Linked DNA regions of Mus musculus: region 2 is linked to region 1. A link is a loop called in an ENCODE intact Hi-C map of the cell type or tissue named here. Cell type or tissue: heart. All regions are shown on one strand. Each heading gives the region's core, and the rest is flanking DNA. Links, peaks and the distances in the headings are about the cores only.

Region 1 (8,553 bases), core at 1-8,000:
GTCACGGAGACCACCGTGCCCACGGGAGGTACTTCCCAAACCGCAGCAGATGAAAATCTCCGTGGTGAAGATCCGGAAGGAAGGATGTCGTGACAGGAAAGGAGCCACATATTCCAACCATTTAAATAACTTTAATTTACATACTCACTCACACAGGTACCAGTGCTTTGAAAATAGATTGTTCAGTCCTAAAAGCAGCTTTGTTCTGTCTTCTTCTCTCCTCTGTCTGTCCCCTCCCTTCTCAGCCCACGCCGGCCCGCCCACATTTTCATCACGGTTCAAGTAAGGTTTGATAAGAATTTCACCAAACTCTTATTCGTTTTTGGCCTCTGCATCCTCCAGGAGAGATTTGTCGGCAGCCACTACACAGATGGTTACTGTTTCGCTCTTTAAGGGAAAGTCTATCCCAATTGGCTCATCGTCTTCCTTGGCCTCTATGGAGGGCAGCTGCATACTCTCCTCCACCATCTCCTTTGTATGGATTTCGTTCCTGCTCACTTGGTTGGTATCATGCAATGACCTGGAAAAGCAAACCAGCAGACATGCTGATAAGCCAGGTGTGGTGGCACAAGGCTCTCATTCCCGCAATTAAGTGGTGGAGGCGGGAGGCTCAGGAGTGGTGAGCATGCGCTCCTGTAGGCCCAGCCTAAGTTCAGACATCGTCATCTTTTCTGTGTGTGATTTCAGACAGAGTATCTCAGGACATTCCAAACACGCTAGGCTAGCGTCCCTACTAAGCACAACTCTCTCTGCCTCCCCAGAGCTGGGATTACAGACACACGGCATCATGCCCAGCTTACTAACCTGCACTCTGGGCATGGAGCTGAAACCCTAAGCATTTTATGATCTTCCTGGCTTCTCATGCTTTTTCTAATCAAATTAAACACTCATCTCTCTTTCCTCTCTGATCCTGAAAGTGCACTGAAGTTTCCTGTGAATGAATTCTGTGTGTATATTACTAAATTGCTGGTGACTTTCTATTTGTTATGTGTAGAGCTCTTTCTGATGACTGGGACCCCTAAAAATATCCAGTGTTTGTCCTGTGCTTTGATTATGCCATGTTTTGTTTCCAAATTAATATAACTGTCTCACACTCAGATCTGTCAGCTGAACTCAGAAGCTAAGGTATTGGCCAATAAGGATTAAGACAAAAGGAACAACTCTGATATTGAAGTTTTTTTTTTAGTCAAGTCTATTTTAATAAATCATTCAAACACACAAAAGCTAAAAACCTGCAGGCATCAACTGTGACTTGAGAAACTTAGTTATGTTCTCAGAGGTGTGGGCACTGCATGGCCATTATCTCATACAAACCACACATTCGTTCTCTTGTCTGGTGGACTAAGGAAGGGTTCTTTGTGCAAACGGACAATTCGATTTTCACAGTGGTTAGGTCAGAACCTGACAGGCATGCTCTCAGTTACTGGGAGGCGGGTATGGAATGGCGCTGTGTCTCTGAGGTAAGTCTTGGCATGCCCAGGGCCATTCACAGAAGTGGGCACACACAGAAGCCAGAGATTCAGACCACCATCCACATTTCTCTCAGAGAACGAGATCCAATTGCAAAGAAAAGGGACACACTACCTTTCAGTCTGGGGGCTTTGAATGTGACAGGATGGTCATTTTAAAAATTAACAAAGAAGGAGGAATCTGCTTTCTCAGTCTTCACTGCCTGCCCTCCATGCTCAGTAAGGTGATACCAGGTGGTGGGGGTAGGAGCTCTTTGTACTATTAGGGGACTCTTGCCTTCCTCCCACCCTCTCGCTTGGGACAAAGGTCTTCTTGGTGCCCAACTTACATGCCGTGTCTCAACACGTGTCTTTCCCACTCAGAGCCCTGTGAGAACGCCCGTCCACAGAATTCACATGGAAATCGCTTCTCTGTGTTCACACCAGGCCCCCGGTCTGCAAATCTCATCAGCTCTGCAAACAGAGAGAAAAGACCAGCATTTCCTTTGTGTTTCTGGAAATCTAGAGAGGATCAGTCAGCATTCACTGGAAAATATTTCCCGACTTACCTGGGAAGCTAAACCGGAAGCCATTGGCAGGTACTGCCAGACTCCCCACTGACTCTGGGCTTCTCTGAAGGACACTTCCAGAGTAGAGCTGAATAGGAGCTGTCCTGCTTCAGTCACTTATTATGCAACAAGTCTCCTTATTTATGCAACTTCTGCTATCATCAACAACCCAGGTTCCTTCTGGCCAGAAAAGGCTCCTTGGCTTACTCTAAGACCCTTTACATCTCTTTTCTAATTAACTCATCCCTTCTGCAGGGTCTGACCAAGGGCTTGACAGCTCGGCAGCTACTCAGTGTGAATTTGAAACAGGGCTATCTGCTCACTAAGAAGAAAATAGACCACAGAAAGCGCCCAACCTGGTTCTACAGAGTAGGCCACAGGACTTCTTCGTATTTCAAGTTAGGCCAAAGCATCACAACATGTGTACCTCCTTTGTCGGATGGATAGGAGCCCTGCAGAGACCCTCCTGGGTGGTACCCTAAGCAACGCTGAGGTTGGGCCGCCGGGAGCTTATATAAAAGCATGTCTGGGACATTGAGATGTCTCAGTAGATTAATGTTGCCTGCTCCCAGGCTCCATGACCGGAGTTTGATCCCTGGAGCCCACATAGTGGGAGACAAAAACCACCAACTCCTGCAAATTGTGCTTGGACCTCCACGTGTACAACTCTCTCACACATACGATAAATAAACACATGTAATAATAACTAATGATAAGAAAAGCAAGCATGTCCCCAGCCACTGACAGATCCTGGCCAACCGCCCAGTATTTATTTCTCAACCGGTGATATTCACAAGTACTGGGATACGCAGACATTTCTGAATGGGTCTGGTGTACACAGCAAATATTGGTCTAGCTGTTTTCTTCACTCCTGTGATGCTGCCACATGTGAGGGGCCTTATACACATGGATTGGCTAGCGAATTGTTTATAAGCCACACCTCCTGGCAAGCTCAAAGATGAGGGTTTACGTGGCCTTTGTGCTGTCCTTAGTCCTAAGCCCAGATGTCTTTCATTAGCCCACTGAGGGCCAAGTCTTCACACGGATAGTAAGTAGCAGACTACACAGTTCTGAAAAAAGGGTGGAGCTTGGGGAAACGTGATCATTTTCATCTCTGATTACCGTGGGCCCCTCAGCAGATTAGACGTCACAGGAAGACAACTTCTGATTGAAATGCCCCATATTTCATGAAATCTTCCAGACATTAGCTAGGACTCTGGGATGCCTTCATCCACTTCACAAGAAAGCTACGTGAACAGGGCCAGTTCTCACAAAAGACAAGGCATTCTCTCACAAATTAAGAAGATCACCACACAAGCCATTAAAAATAATTGCACAGACTATCTTCCTTGATTCTTTTCACTGGAAATGACACAGCGCCATCTGGTCTGCGCATTAATTCCTTAGCAGGGATTATCTTGGGCAAGAAATCAACAGAATGCCTTCCTGACTCCTCCTAGTTGCATAATGAGAGGGGGCAGGGTGGGCGGCGTTCTGCTTGGGTTCCTTTCAATTTCTTCGTGCGTGCGTGGCTTCTCTCTGAAATTCCCAGGCTGATCTTGCTGTGTGTCTATTCTGAGTACAGTCCTCAGCTCTCATGTCTGGGAAGGAACTGGGGAACAGGAAGGCCATGAACTCCCCAACCAAAGGTGTCTATATGAACGTCCAAATGATTCACAAGGAGAATGGAGCTGGTACTTGATCCTCTGCCCTCAGGAAACATGAAGCCGGTCATCTATTGTCTCCAAGGGCACATGCTAAGCTTCATCCTCACAGAAGAAGCCAGTCTACCTGTCACATCTCAAATCACTCTCCCTCAGCCTGAGAGCTGAGCTAATAGCCCCTCGTGCACTCTGCCAGAAGCCAGGATGTCTGGCAAAAACACCCCAGGCTATTGTTGGCCCTGTCTTCTTGGCAACAATCTACTGAGGTGGTGGAAGATTGATTCTAGGTTGTTTCCAAAGAGAAGGAGATAGGACAAAGGGAACCGTTCTTGCAAGGATGTGTGACAGGGAAGGGACAGTTTCAGCTTGCAATTCCCAAGGTACTCAAGTCAGTCCCTCATACACAACTTGTCTACCCAAGGAGGAGTTTTTCTTCTTTTGTTTAGGTCTCTGGATGTAGACATGACACTTTCAGAGGGAAGTAGAAGCCAGGCTGTTCGCCCTAATTCCATCTCGTGTGAAGCCGAAAGCCCAGTGGATAGACTGAGATCAAGCTGGACAAGCAGGAAGATGTGCTTGCTACCTCACATATTTCAGACGCGGTGTTTTCTCATGGCCTAAGCTTGTTTTATTTGTTTTGGGGGAGAGCATTGGGAAATGGAGGGCTCTGGAATGCTGATGGCTTCAGAAATAGCCTAGGCGTAGCCTTAGACATGAAGAAAGTCAAAATATCCAAGAAGGAATCTTTTATCTCATCAAGAGGGACAAGCAGAGCCCGAGTACCAGGAAGAAAAAGAAGCTTTTGTAGACTCACTCAGAAGCATCCTGTCTCCCTCTCCCTGAGGACAGCCAAAACAGTGAAGAGATGTTAAGGATTTGTTGTGAAGAACATATTTGTTAAAAGGTTAAAAAAAAAAGAAGGAAAGAAGGAAGGAAGGAAGGAAGGAAGGAAGGAAGGAAGGAAGGAAGGAAGGAAGGAAGGAAGGAAGGAAGGAAGGAAAAGAAATAAGGCATACTTCTGAGATCACAAGCATTTCCCTTATAAGAAATGGCCCTGAGTCAACCTACAGGAGAGGCTTTTGTTTTATGCAGTCTTGCAGGTTGACCACAGCAAGCAGCTTTTGACAAGTTAGCACGTTTTGGCTGTAAGCCTTGGCTCTCTATGTTAGTTGGAGATTGAAGGACCCAACTAGATCCCTTGATTATCACAGTGGGAGGGTAGGGACAAAAAAAACCACAGAAGAAAATGGCCTCAGGAAGACCTGCTCAGGTCTGCTAGATATTCTGCCATGGGGCCTTAGTCTAGCCCAAGGGCTAGTGCATTTCATGACTAGCGTCTCTTTAAAAAAAGAACACGTTAGCACTCTAAGGGGTTGAAGATGTGTGTAGTGTTAAGAGATCTGCTCTGGAACAACAAGACTGAGATTTACCCTTCAGTGGGTTTATTATCTATCTTCTTACCTTACTTTAGATAGGTTTTAAGTTTGTCAGAACTCTTATTTATTAGGTCCATGTCTTGGATGCCATGCCATTTAATTAATGTTTTTGGCACTCTTAAAATCCACGGCCTCTCACACCACAGGCAAGAATTTTATCACTGAGTTACATCTACCCTTCGCTTTCCATTGTAACGTCAAGGTAACTAGAAAAGACCCCATATAGCCATAACAACCTAGAGTGAACACGATAAGAAGTTCGAGGCACTCCATTCCGTGACTTTAAGATACTTAAGGAAAGACAAGGTCACCAAAACAGCTTGACAGTAACCTAGAATCAGTTTCATGGAGCAATGGAATAGGAACACTCTCTCAGTCAATTGAGCTTTGAGAAAGTTGCCAATATCACTATCAGGCACCACAGGCAGAAGAAAGAAACTAGATCCTGACCTCCCAGATGGAAAAACAATCAACTCCAAATCAGTAAGAGATTGAAACATAGGTCCTAAAACCACAAAAGTTGCTGGAGGAAAACTCGGGGGAAATCTCCAGGACACCGGTTGTCCATGATTTTCTCTTTAAAGTTTTTTACATGACCCCCCAAATCACATGTAACGGAAGAAAAAAATAGGCAAATGCTAGCTGAATCCAGCTGGAAAGTTTCTGTTCTGCCAAGGAAACGTCAGAAAGAAAAGGCAAGCCACAGAAGAGGAGGAGAATCTGTAGACCACACACTGGTCACAGGGTCAGCATCCGGGTCCTATGAAGAAGTCAACCAACTCAGTCAATAATTGAGTGAACAATTTCCCCAATTAAGAAATGGACACAGGCTCTGTATAAGCATGTCTCAGAAGATAAGCAAACAGACATCAGCAATATAATGGCACTCCACATCCTGAACAAGGGGGGAATGCAAATTCCAACCTTAAGTACTGCCCCATAGCAGTTAGAGTGTCCATTACCTAAAGGAGGAAAGAGAACAAGTGTTGGGGAAGGTAAAGAAAGAACAATGCTGTGGACTAGTAGCAAATTTGGGCAGCCATTATGGAATACTGTATGTAAGTTTCTCAGCAATCTCACTGCTGAGTCAACACACAAAGACAATGAAATGAATGAAGGGAATATCACCAAGAGATGTCCAGGGTTCATCTCAGCATTATTCACAACAGCAAAGACATAGAACTCATTTGAGTGGCCAGTTGTCGATGAAGGGATACAGAAAACATGACATGATGCCCACTGGCATATCATTTATACCATTCCACTTTAAGACAAGAACTCCTGTCATTTGTGACAACATGGATGAGGATTATATGTTGAAGGAAATGAACCAGGCATAAATGCAAATACCAATTTATTTCACTCCATGTGAAGCCTCAGTCAAATTCAGTGATTCAGACTGTGGAATGGACATTTTTGTTGGAGTGGACATTTCCAAAGCCCAAGGTTGGGGTCCTGGGGACATACTGCTCAAAGGACATTAAATTTCAGGCAGATAGGAAGAATGAGTGAGTTTAGGAGATCAATTGTGTGGCGTGATGACTATAACCAATAATGCTACTGCAGTTTTAAATTGCTCAGTTGATTAAGATCTTATTCCCTAAGATAAGTGAGGAAAAAATGTTAACTAACTTCATTTGGCCATTCTGCAATGTGCACCTATTTTAAATCATAAATACACACATTTTTTTAAACCTGTCAACTAAAACTAAAGAAAATACCAAAGTTTTACGCCAGAAGCTTTTAAGTTAAAAATCTATACATTGATCACCCTAGGAGACAGACACTGCTATTATCATTGTCACTGTCACTATTATTTGAGAGCTGGTGAACTCACAAAGACAGAAAGCAAAGTCCTGGGGGCCAAGATCCAGTGGGGTAGCTTCAGAACCCTTCGTATTACAGGACTAAAGAAACGAGGCTCGGCAGTGGCCGCTAATACTATTCTTCTCATCCCTACAATGGTAGTGGCTATTATGCGTTTCGCTCATATTTACAGTATCAATGCGTGAACTATTTTGCTCAACCTGCAGTAACTTAAGGAACATATACCAACTTATATTCTTTCTTTTTAATTTTGAGTATGTGTGTGGGTGTGGGCATGCCAGAGGAAAGAGTCTGATCTCTCAGAACTGGAGTTACAGGTGGTTGTGAGCTGACGGAAATGGGTGCCGGGGACGGAGCTCAGGTTCTTAAGAGGAGCAAGCACTCTGAGCTGCTGGGCCCTCCTCTCTCCAGCCCTTCCACTCCCCATCTCAACCTGTGCTTTTATATACTCTGAGATGCCCACAGTATTCTATAAAGAATAAACAAGGATAAGTCTCTAGATCACACACACATGCTTTCTGCAATTAAACACATTTTGGAGTCTTCTTATCTTAGAATAATGGGAGAGAGGCAGGGTTGGAGCAATAGTTCAAAATGTCGATAAAACCTTCGCTGGTGTTTTTTGCAAATACAGGAGAGGGTGAGACACTGTCTCTTCCTCTTGGCAGAGTGAAAACAGAGCCCTAAGGGGCTAAGGAAATGGCCCTGCAGGGGGGACATGTATAATGTCCAAGTTCATTACCGGCTCTCACTATGACCCCAGCAGCAATCCAAGTTCAAACTCATTCCTCGATAGCACTACCATGCCATTCATCTTGCTCCTTGCTGTCTGCATCCTGAAGGCTCCTCAGACACTAGTTTTCCTTGCTAGGAACCATATATATATATATATTTTTTCTTAGCACACATACATCTATAATTGGAAAGGAAATATCTGTTTTCCTTGGAGTTTCTATAGCTGGTAATAGTTTGTAAAGACAGGGCCCCTGATGGTGCCTAAGCCAGTCTGTTCTGCTGCTTAACCAAGAAGGATCCTTCCTTCTGTTCTTCCCACAGCAGCCTCCTGCCTCCCCCTTCTGTCTCACTGTGGACATTCTGGGTGCCATCTGGGACTCGGAGAGCAGGGTAAGACTAACCTCTGTCCTCAGCCTTGCTGCTCATTTCGTCGTCCTTGTCCTCGTCCTCGCTGCTGGAACTCTCAATCTTCTCCTTCATCTGTTCCAGCTGATCCAAGTTCACCCGGCCAACCAGCTCAAAGTTCCGGCTCACCTGAAAAAGGGCCAAGCAGATGATGGAGAGATGAACCACAGACTGCACGGCCACTCATGGAGGAGATCTTTCCAGCACAATCTCCCCTATATGTTTTTTTTTTTTTTTTTTTTTTTTTGCATCCGGGTCCAGACAAGCTAGGAATCTGAGAGATCGTTTCTTCATTCTGACTTTGAGAGACAGACCTGTCCTTGGCTTCCCATTCCAACACTGGACCTCCTCACCAAACTTGTGAGACTCAGGTACAAAAAAACCAGAGAGATCCCAGAGCATCACAAAACATATCGCACTGCATCAACACTGAATTGAAAATGTAACATGTCCATCGTTAACTACCCAA
Region 2 (8,273 bases), core at 274-8,273, 86 kb before region 1:
TTATTTTGTTATTTTTAGTTGGTTTGTTTGTTTTGTTTTTTTTAAATAAAGCTTTAGTTTTTATAAAGTTGTAGAAATAACATCTACTTGCAAGAAATTGTGCAGAAAGAACCTTCCATTTCATTGGTAAAATAGTGAAAATACTAGCACACCAACACCATACATACTCTTTAGGATACTGAGAGTCATCTAGGCAAGACTTTTCACAAGGGTTCTTCATGCTCTGTGGTGGAGGCATGTAGGCACATGATGTGCACATGCGCGAGCACACACACACACACACTTTCCTACCTCCCCTCATCCCTAACAGCCACCCACGCACCTGTTCTCCATTTCTATAATTTTGTCATTTCAAGACTTATATAAATAGAATCAAACAATGGGTAACTTTTCAAGTTGGTTCTTTTCATACAAGGTAATTCTCCTTAGACTCATCCCGTTGCAGCCAGTGCCAGTAGATTTGATCATGTCTCAGTTAGATCCCAAGATATGAGTGTACCGCAGCTTTTTAACCATCCGTCCATTCAGGGACATGAAAGTTGTTTCTAATCTTTGGTTATTATGACTGTACTGTCTTCGCTAGGATTTCCTATTGCTGTCATAAAACACCATGACCAAAAGCAACTTGGGTAGAGAAAGGTTTGTCCCACTAACAGTTCATCACGAAGGGAAGTCAGGGAAGCAACACGGCAGGAGCTGAAGCAAAGACCAGGGAAGAGTTCTGCTTGTTGCCTTGCTCTCTCCTGGTAACTTGCTCAGCCTGCTTTCTCATACAACCCAGGGCCTGTCCATGGGTGACACCACCACCCACAGTGAGCTGGGCCTTCCCACCTCAACCCCCACAGGCTTGCCCATAGGCCAATCTGGTGGGGACATTTTTCTCAGTTGAAGTCTCCTTTTCTCTCAAATGACTCTAGTTTTGTGTCATGTTGACAAAAAATCTAACCAGGACATGTGCAGAGAGATCTCTGTATCAGTCCACGTCTTCATTTCTCTGGGCTAAGTGCCTGGGAGTACAGTTTCTGGGTCATATGGTATTTTATGTTTCCTTTCTTTTTTTTTTAAGTGCCAAAGTCATCGAGAGTGGCTTGCCAGCTTATATTTCCACCAACAATATGTACTTCTCTCCTCCTTGCGACCATTTGGTCTTGTCTGCTTTTCACCGTCGCTGTCCTGGTAGGTGTGTGGGGCTCCTAGCTGCAGCTTTAATTTGTATTTCTCTAACAGCTAATGGTGTTGAGCACCCGCCATGTGCATATTTTCCATCTGTGAACCCACTGCGCTGAAATGTCTTTCTATGTTTCCTGCCAATTTTATAATTGAATCCTTTTTTTTTTTTTTTTTTTTTTTTGGTCTTTACTGTTGAGTTTTGAATATTCTAGGTAGCTCTTTGTCAGGCAATGATTTTCTTTCTTTCAATGTGTCTTAGTTGTCTACCCTTGGGATCGGAGTTCTCAGCTCCCTAAAGCTCAGCTCATCCTCCATTCCTTCCTCAGAGTATTCTTTGAACTTCACATCCCCAAGGTGCTACTTAACCCCAGACGCCAAAGATTTTTCTCTCATTTTTTTCCCCTGAAGGCTTTGTGGTTTTACATTTTACTTTTAAACTTATGATCAATTTTGTTTTAATTGCAGTATTATGTATGAACCTTAAGTTTTATTTAATTTTGGTTCCTGGTTATCCAGTGGCTTGAACAATATTTATTGAAAAACCTAGAAGGTCATGATGGTACTCACTTTTAATCCTAACAGAGACAGAGGCAGGTGTATCTCTGTTTAAAGCCAGCTTACATAGCAAGTTATAGGCGAGTCAGGGCTATGTATATATATGTATTGGAGAGTTTTCTGTCTCCACAAAATAGCCTTACTGAGGTTTTGGAGAGGATTGTGTTAAGGCAGTGTAGACCTGGTGAATGAACTTCTTAGCCATGCTGAGCCCTCTAAGGCGTGACCCATTTATTTGTATCCTTTTTAATATTTGTCACCAAAGTGCATTTTCAGGCACAAGTCCTGCATATGTTCTGTTGGATTTACCTAAATAGTTTTGAGCAACTTGAGGGATACTTCACCTGGAAGTTCAATGTCTATGTGTTCATAATTAATGTCTAGAAATGCAGGTGAAAGGCTGGTAGAATGGCTCAGTGGGAAAAGGTGATTGCCCCCAAGCCTGATCTCCAGAGATCAATCCCAGGTCCAGCTGCTGGAAGGAAGGTAGAGCACATCTTTAATCCCAACACTCGGGAGGCAGAAGCAGGTGGATCTCTTGAGTTCAAAGCCATCCTGGTCTACACAGCTGAATTCCAAGCCATCCAGGGCTAGTGAGATCCTGTCTTCACACACACACACACACACACACACACACACACACACACACACACACACACACACACACAAAACAAAAATTTTACAAAGAGGCCTGGAGCCATGACTCTGTGGCTAAGATCACTCACTGCTCTCACAGAGGACCTGGGTTCCACTCCCCGCAGCAAGCACATGGTGGCTCACAGTTGTCTGCAACTCCAGCTCTAAAGGATTTGACACCATCTTCTGACCTCCTCCGGCACTAGGCATACCTATGATGCACATAAGTACACACAGGAAGTCATCCTAAATAAATAAATAAATAAATAAATAAATAAATAAATAAATAAATAAATAAATAAATAAAAGTAAATCTTCAAGATACGTACATAAATGCTGGTGACTTTTACATGCATCAGCTCTGAGATTCAGGAAGGCAGGTCTATCGAGTTTTCTACATGAACTACTGTGTTATCTACAAATATGGACAGTTTTACTCTTCCAGCTGCTCTAAGTTTTATTTCCATTTCTTGTTTTAAAAACTATTTGTTTGTGTTTTAAGTTCATTGGTGTTTCGTCTGCATGTATGTCTGTGTGAGGGTGTCAGATCACCTGGAACTGGAGTTACAGACTATTGTGAGCCACCATGTAGGTGTTGGGAATCGAACCCAGGTTCACTGGAAGAGCAAGCAGCCAGTGCTCTTAACCACTGAGCCATCTCTCTAACGCCCACTATTTCCATTTCTTAACTTGTTTCATCCATTCTTATTGGACTGTATCAAATAAGAGAGAAGTCCATGGCTTGCTTCTCTCATGGGTGAAATTGCTCAGCCTTCAACATTTAGTATGTATACTGTTAACTATTTTGTACAGATTGTTTACCAATGTGAAGAGATCCCTTTCATACCTAGTTTGCTAAGCGCTGTTTCCTGTTATTATTTTTTAAAGATTTATTTATTTATTTATTTATTTATTTATTTATTTATTTATTTAATGTGTATGAGTACACTGTAGCTTTACTGATGGTTGTAAGCCACCATGTGGTTGCTGGGATTTGAACTCAGGACCTTCGAAAGAGCAGTCAGTGCACTTAACCACTGAGCCATCTCTCCAGCCCTGTTATTTTTTTAAAAATCATTTTAGGGTTTTTTTTTTTTCAATAGCACATTTTTACTTTCTCATCATGCTAGAGACCGGAAGTCTATCAGCTTTTTAAGTTAATCGTTATTATGCATATAAAAAGTAGGCTTTCTTCTGACATTTTCAAACATATATACCATATACATCAATTATTTCTCCACCTCTCTGAAATAGCCCCTTATACTTTCACATCTCATATTCTTTTAAATATCTAGATTGTATATATGAATGACAGCTTACATTCTGTTTCTCTGAGTCTGTCTGAAGTCACTTACTATGATGATCTTCAGTTCCAATGATCACTTTCCTGTAAATTGGGTAATTGTATTTTTTATGGCTGACTAATATTCCATTGTATGTATCTATCACATTTTACCCCCCCTTTTTTTTAGTTAGAAACAGTTTAGATAAATATTCCAGATAAACCCCACATTTTCAGACCAGAAGATGTCAATACATTCAACAAAAGCAATATAATTTACTACTCTGAATTTTACAGAGTAATAATCCAGATGCATTTTGATTAGCTGGTTGAAGATCCTCCCTGTGTTACATTTTACAGACAGAACAAATCTCTTATAAGAATATAAACAACTCTTTTCAAAAGGGCGAACATGAGAACTTTAGTCCATTCCTTCAGGGCTTCACTTCTGTCTGGTCTTCCTGATGGGGAATGACTCCTTTTAGGTGTTGGAGATATGAATTTTGGTTGGTTGCTTCTTGAACATGAAATACCCCTGGTTCTTGAGCCAGACCTTAAAAGAGACTCAGACCTGTATTGTCCAGGAGATGGTGATGTTGACCCCTTCCCTGGCTTCTGCTGTGTGAGAGTGCCACCTTCCCATGGATAGGCAACCTGACTCTTCCTTCCCTGCTTCTTCTTGGATGGCTATAGCAATGATAGTCAGAAGCATAATGTCTCTTTTCACCACACTCATGGCATCTACCATTAGGATCCAAGGGGAGCTAGTCAGGTGCCTAACAAAATGAGATCTCTGAAGCATTCTTGTTGATAGTTCATCCTTACTGGAGGACCACAGATCAGCTTGCCATCCAGTCCTCGAACTGCATCTTCTGCATTTCTGGGATCCTCAGATTCCACAAAGGCAATTCCTGGAGCATTTCTCACAGTCCATACTGTTCTTAAGAAACCTGGGAATTGAAAGCCCTTCCTAATTTTTCTTTTCCAGCACCAATTCCCAGGTTGCCAATGCAAACCTTGGTTTCTCCTCTCAATGGCCACCTGGCACCACTAGGTGAAGATCGGTCTTCTTACTCAGCTCAAGCTAGCCACACCCACAGCTCAGTTAGCGTGGAAGCTGGAACACATCCTAACTCATCAACACTACTTACACTTTGTCTCTTTAGTCATGAGTCGAGAGTTGGATTTTGTAAAACACTTTTCCTGTTTCATGACTTTTCTTTAACCATTTCAAGTGGTCCACTGTATTGATTAGCAAATCCTAAGAACGCTTTATAGTTCCTGGAATAAATCTACTTGCTCATTGCACATAATTCTTTTCATATATTGATGAATTCTGTTTGCCAACATTTTGTTGAGGACTTTGTCAGCTGTGTCTGGAAGAGCTATTGTTCTGTCTTACATCTGGTTTGGGTATCAGGACAGTCAGTACTTTGTGCCCTGATTGGAGGGGGATCCCTTCCTGTTTTCTTGAAGGCCATGTAAGACTGATACTGTTTTTTCTTTATACAGGTGTTAGAATTTTTCAGTAAACTATCTGGACAAGAAAATTTCCTTCTGGGGGAAAGTTTAAGACTATGACCTCAATGTCTTTCATAGTTACAGGATTGCAAAAGTATTTCATGGTGGCAAGCCGGAGAGATACATGACTTACACACAGTGCATTTCCATAGTCCAATCAAGTATGTGAAGCTATTCATAACAGCTCTACATCGCTGCTTCAGTTATCGTAATGTTTAATCCTAGTATTGGCAGTTTTCTTTTTATTATCGGTGCTGTCAGAGGATTGCCAGTTTTATGGGAGCGTCTTTGGGACAGTGCTTCTTCGTGACTTTTTTGTTGTTGTTTATAATTATTTGGTTCCCACTTTCTCAATTTCTTTTTACTACTTTTAAAAAATGATTTATCTTGCTATTTTAATTATGTGTGGGAGTGTGTTATATACATGAGGTCGAGTGCCTAGGGAGACTAGAAGCACTAGGTTCCCTGGAGCTGCCTGACATAGATGTGGGAAAAGAAGCTTGGGTCCAGGAAGAATAGTGTGTGCTCTGTGGTGGTTGCAATGTGCTTGACCCATGGGAAATAGCCCTATTAGGAGGTATGTACCATTATTGGAGGAGGCGTGACATTGATAAAGGAAGTATGTCACTGTGGGGATGGGCTTTGAGGCTCCTATGCTCAGCCTTCACCCAGTGTGGAATGAGAGTCTCTTTGCTACTTTCAGTTCAAGATGTAAAACTCTTGCCAGGCATGGTGGTGCACGCCTTTAATCCCAGCACTTGGAGGCAGAGGCAGGTGGATTTCTGAGTTTGAGGCCAGCCTGGTCTACAAAGTAAGTTCCAGGACAGCCAGAGCTATACAGAGAAACCCTGTCTCGAAAACAAACAAACAAACAAACAAACAAACAAACAAAAAAGATGTAGAACTATTAGCTTCTCCAGTCTGTCTGGATGCTGCCGTGCTTCCCACAGTGATGATAATGGACTGAACCTCTGAACCTGTAAGCCAGCCCTAATGAAATGTTTGCCTTTATAAGAGTTGCCTTGGTCATGGTTCTCTTCAGAGCAATAAAACCCTAACTAAGCCGTGCTCTTAACAGCTGAGCTATCTCTTCAGCTCCTGTTTTGATTTTATTTTCTCTTCTTCTTTTTCTTCTTCTTTTACCTTGAGGGGGAGCTTAAATGGCTGAGCCATCTTGCTACCTGTCTTCCTTCCTAGCATAAGCAGATAGTGATATATAGTTCTCTCTCAGAGCAGCTGTTATTGTGTCCTGTATATTTTAGAGTATTGTACTTTTACTTTTTTTTTAGTTCTATGATTTATTTTTTTTTCTCCTTAGACTTATTTAACCTGTGAATAACTTAGAAATACATTGTTTAGTTTCATGCGTTTGGAGATTTTTACTGTTGTCTTTCAGTTATTAACTTGTGTTTCATTCCATTATGGTTGGGAAACACCCCATATCATTTCAATCATTCTAAATTTGTCTAGGTTATTTTGAAGCACAGTGTGGCCTATTTTGAAATATATTGCATTGGCCTTTGGAAATAGTATACACTGGTTTTCGGTAGGTTCTGTTGGTTAATAGTGTGTGTGTGTGTGTGTGTCTGTGACTCAGTGGGTGACTATGTGGCTGTGTGTGTCTCTGTGTAGGTGTGTCTGTGTGTATGTGTGTGTTGATTGTGAAGTTGGTTTCGGGTTTCCTGTTTGGTTGGATTGGTTGTTGTTCTTTAACATTACCAGTTTTTCTGTCTAATTGTTCTATTGCTGTTGAAATAAGGTCTTCGAAATTTTAAATATAACCATGCCTTGATGTGTCTATTTCTCTTAGTCTTGCCTGTTTTAATTCACACATTTTCAAGTCTATGCTCTCTCCCTTCCCCTCTCTCCACCTCTCCTCTCTAGTCTTTATTTTATTTCTTTTTCTGTTGTTTTAATTAATGAATTTAGGGCTGTGGTCTTCTTGGCAACTTGACAGTTTTACCATGAAATAGTGTCCCATTCTGTCTCTGCTTTTTTTTGTCCCAAACTCTAATATGAACACACCAGCTCCTGTTTTCTTTGGATTAATATTTGGCTCCTTTTACTCTCACTTGCCTGATATAATTGAGAGGAGTTTCTTTGAGGTAGCGTATAATTGGGTTGTGTTATTTGATCAAGTCTAGCCATTTCTGCATTTTAATTGCTAAACTTAAATCATTTACAGTCGGTGTAGCTGTTAATATATTCCCAATGAGAGTGAATTTTATTTTCTGGTTTTAGTTCCCTGAAGAGAAGTAAGACCCAGGTGAACTCACAAAGACCGAGACAACATGCACAAGAGCTGCACAGGTCAAACGGACAAACTCTCCATGATGGGAAGAGGAAGTAGACGCAAAATTCGACCAGTAACCAGTAAGCTACTTGCAACTTATACTGGCTGCTGCAGGCAAAATCAGGTTTTCTCCAGTGGAGTATCTCTGGCTATGTCAGCAACATCCAGGGCGGCTCCCATACCCAAAAGTAGTCAGCTGGTGGCCAATACAAAGCAAACTTTATAGCTTTTGTATAGCTTTTGTTTTGTTTTACTAGTTTTTTTATTTGTTTTGATTTTTTGGGATATATATCTATATCTATGTCTATGTCTATGTCTATGTCTATGTCTATGTCTATGTCTATGTCTATGTCTATGTCTATGTCTATGTCTATGTCTATGTCTATGTCTATGTCTATGTCTATGTCTATGTCTATGTCTATCTCTATCTCTATCTCTATCTCTATCTCTATCTCTATCTCTATCTCTATCTCTATCTATATCTATATCTATATCTATATCTATATCTATATCTATATCTATATCTATATCTATATCTATATCTATATGTTGAGAGCAAGACAGTGAGAGTAAGAGAGTTGATGTGCAGAGAATCTGGGAAGAGTTGGGTTGGGAACTGGGGAACAATGTCATAAAAACATATGACAATTTTTAAATAAAAAATATTTCATTTTTTAAAAAAGATTTTTGTTTTTCTATATTCTTTTTGTTGTCTTTCATTAAGGTACTTGAATATTTACTTGATCTCGATTTCAAAACGATAATACTCTGAGTGGAAGACTATGTCTTTGCTAGTGTGTGGCTTGGAGGTTGTGT

What was found. Hi-C counts contacts between places; a loop is a spot of excess contacts. Peaks named below come from ENCODE experiments on the same cell type or tissue, not always from the same donor. Only the 100,000 strongest peaks of a DNase experiment are listed, where the experiment ranks them.
Region 2: a loop joins it to region 1, with 2.0 times the contacts of the local background. A loop is called at or near these places in 2 of 42 quality-filtered maps.

Annotation. Positions count from the first base shown.
Region 1 is chr4:55,072,633-55,081,185 of GRCm38, reverse strand. Zfp462 (zinc finger protein 462) reads right to left here. Exons shown (of 13, transcript NM_172867.3): 11 at 8,081-8,213; 12 at 1,799-1,922; 13 at 1-520. The coding sequence ends at 313. Among named protein-coding and RNA genes, the nearest start is that of Gm42289, 7.8 kb to the right of the region's middle. In heart, for the core only: no CTCF peak of the experiment used is centred there; DNase peaks (open chromatin) are centred at 3,045, 3,565 and 3,875; H3K27ac peaks cover 386 bases.
Region 2 is chr4:55,159,408-55,167,680 of GRCm38, reverse strand. It overlaps the pseudogene Gm12509. Among named protein-coding and RNA genes, the nearest start is that of Gm12514, 24 kb to the right of the region's middle. In heart, for the core only: a CTCF peak has its summit at 4,686; no DNase peak of the experiment used is centred there.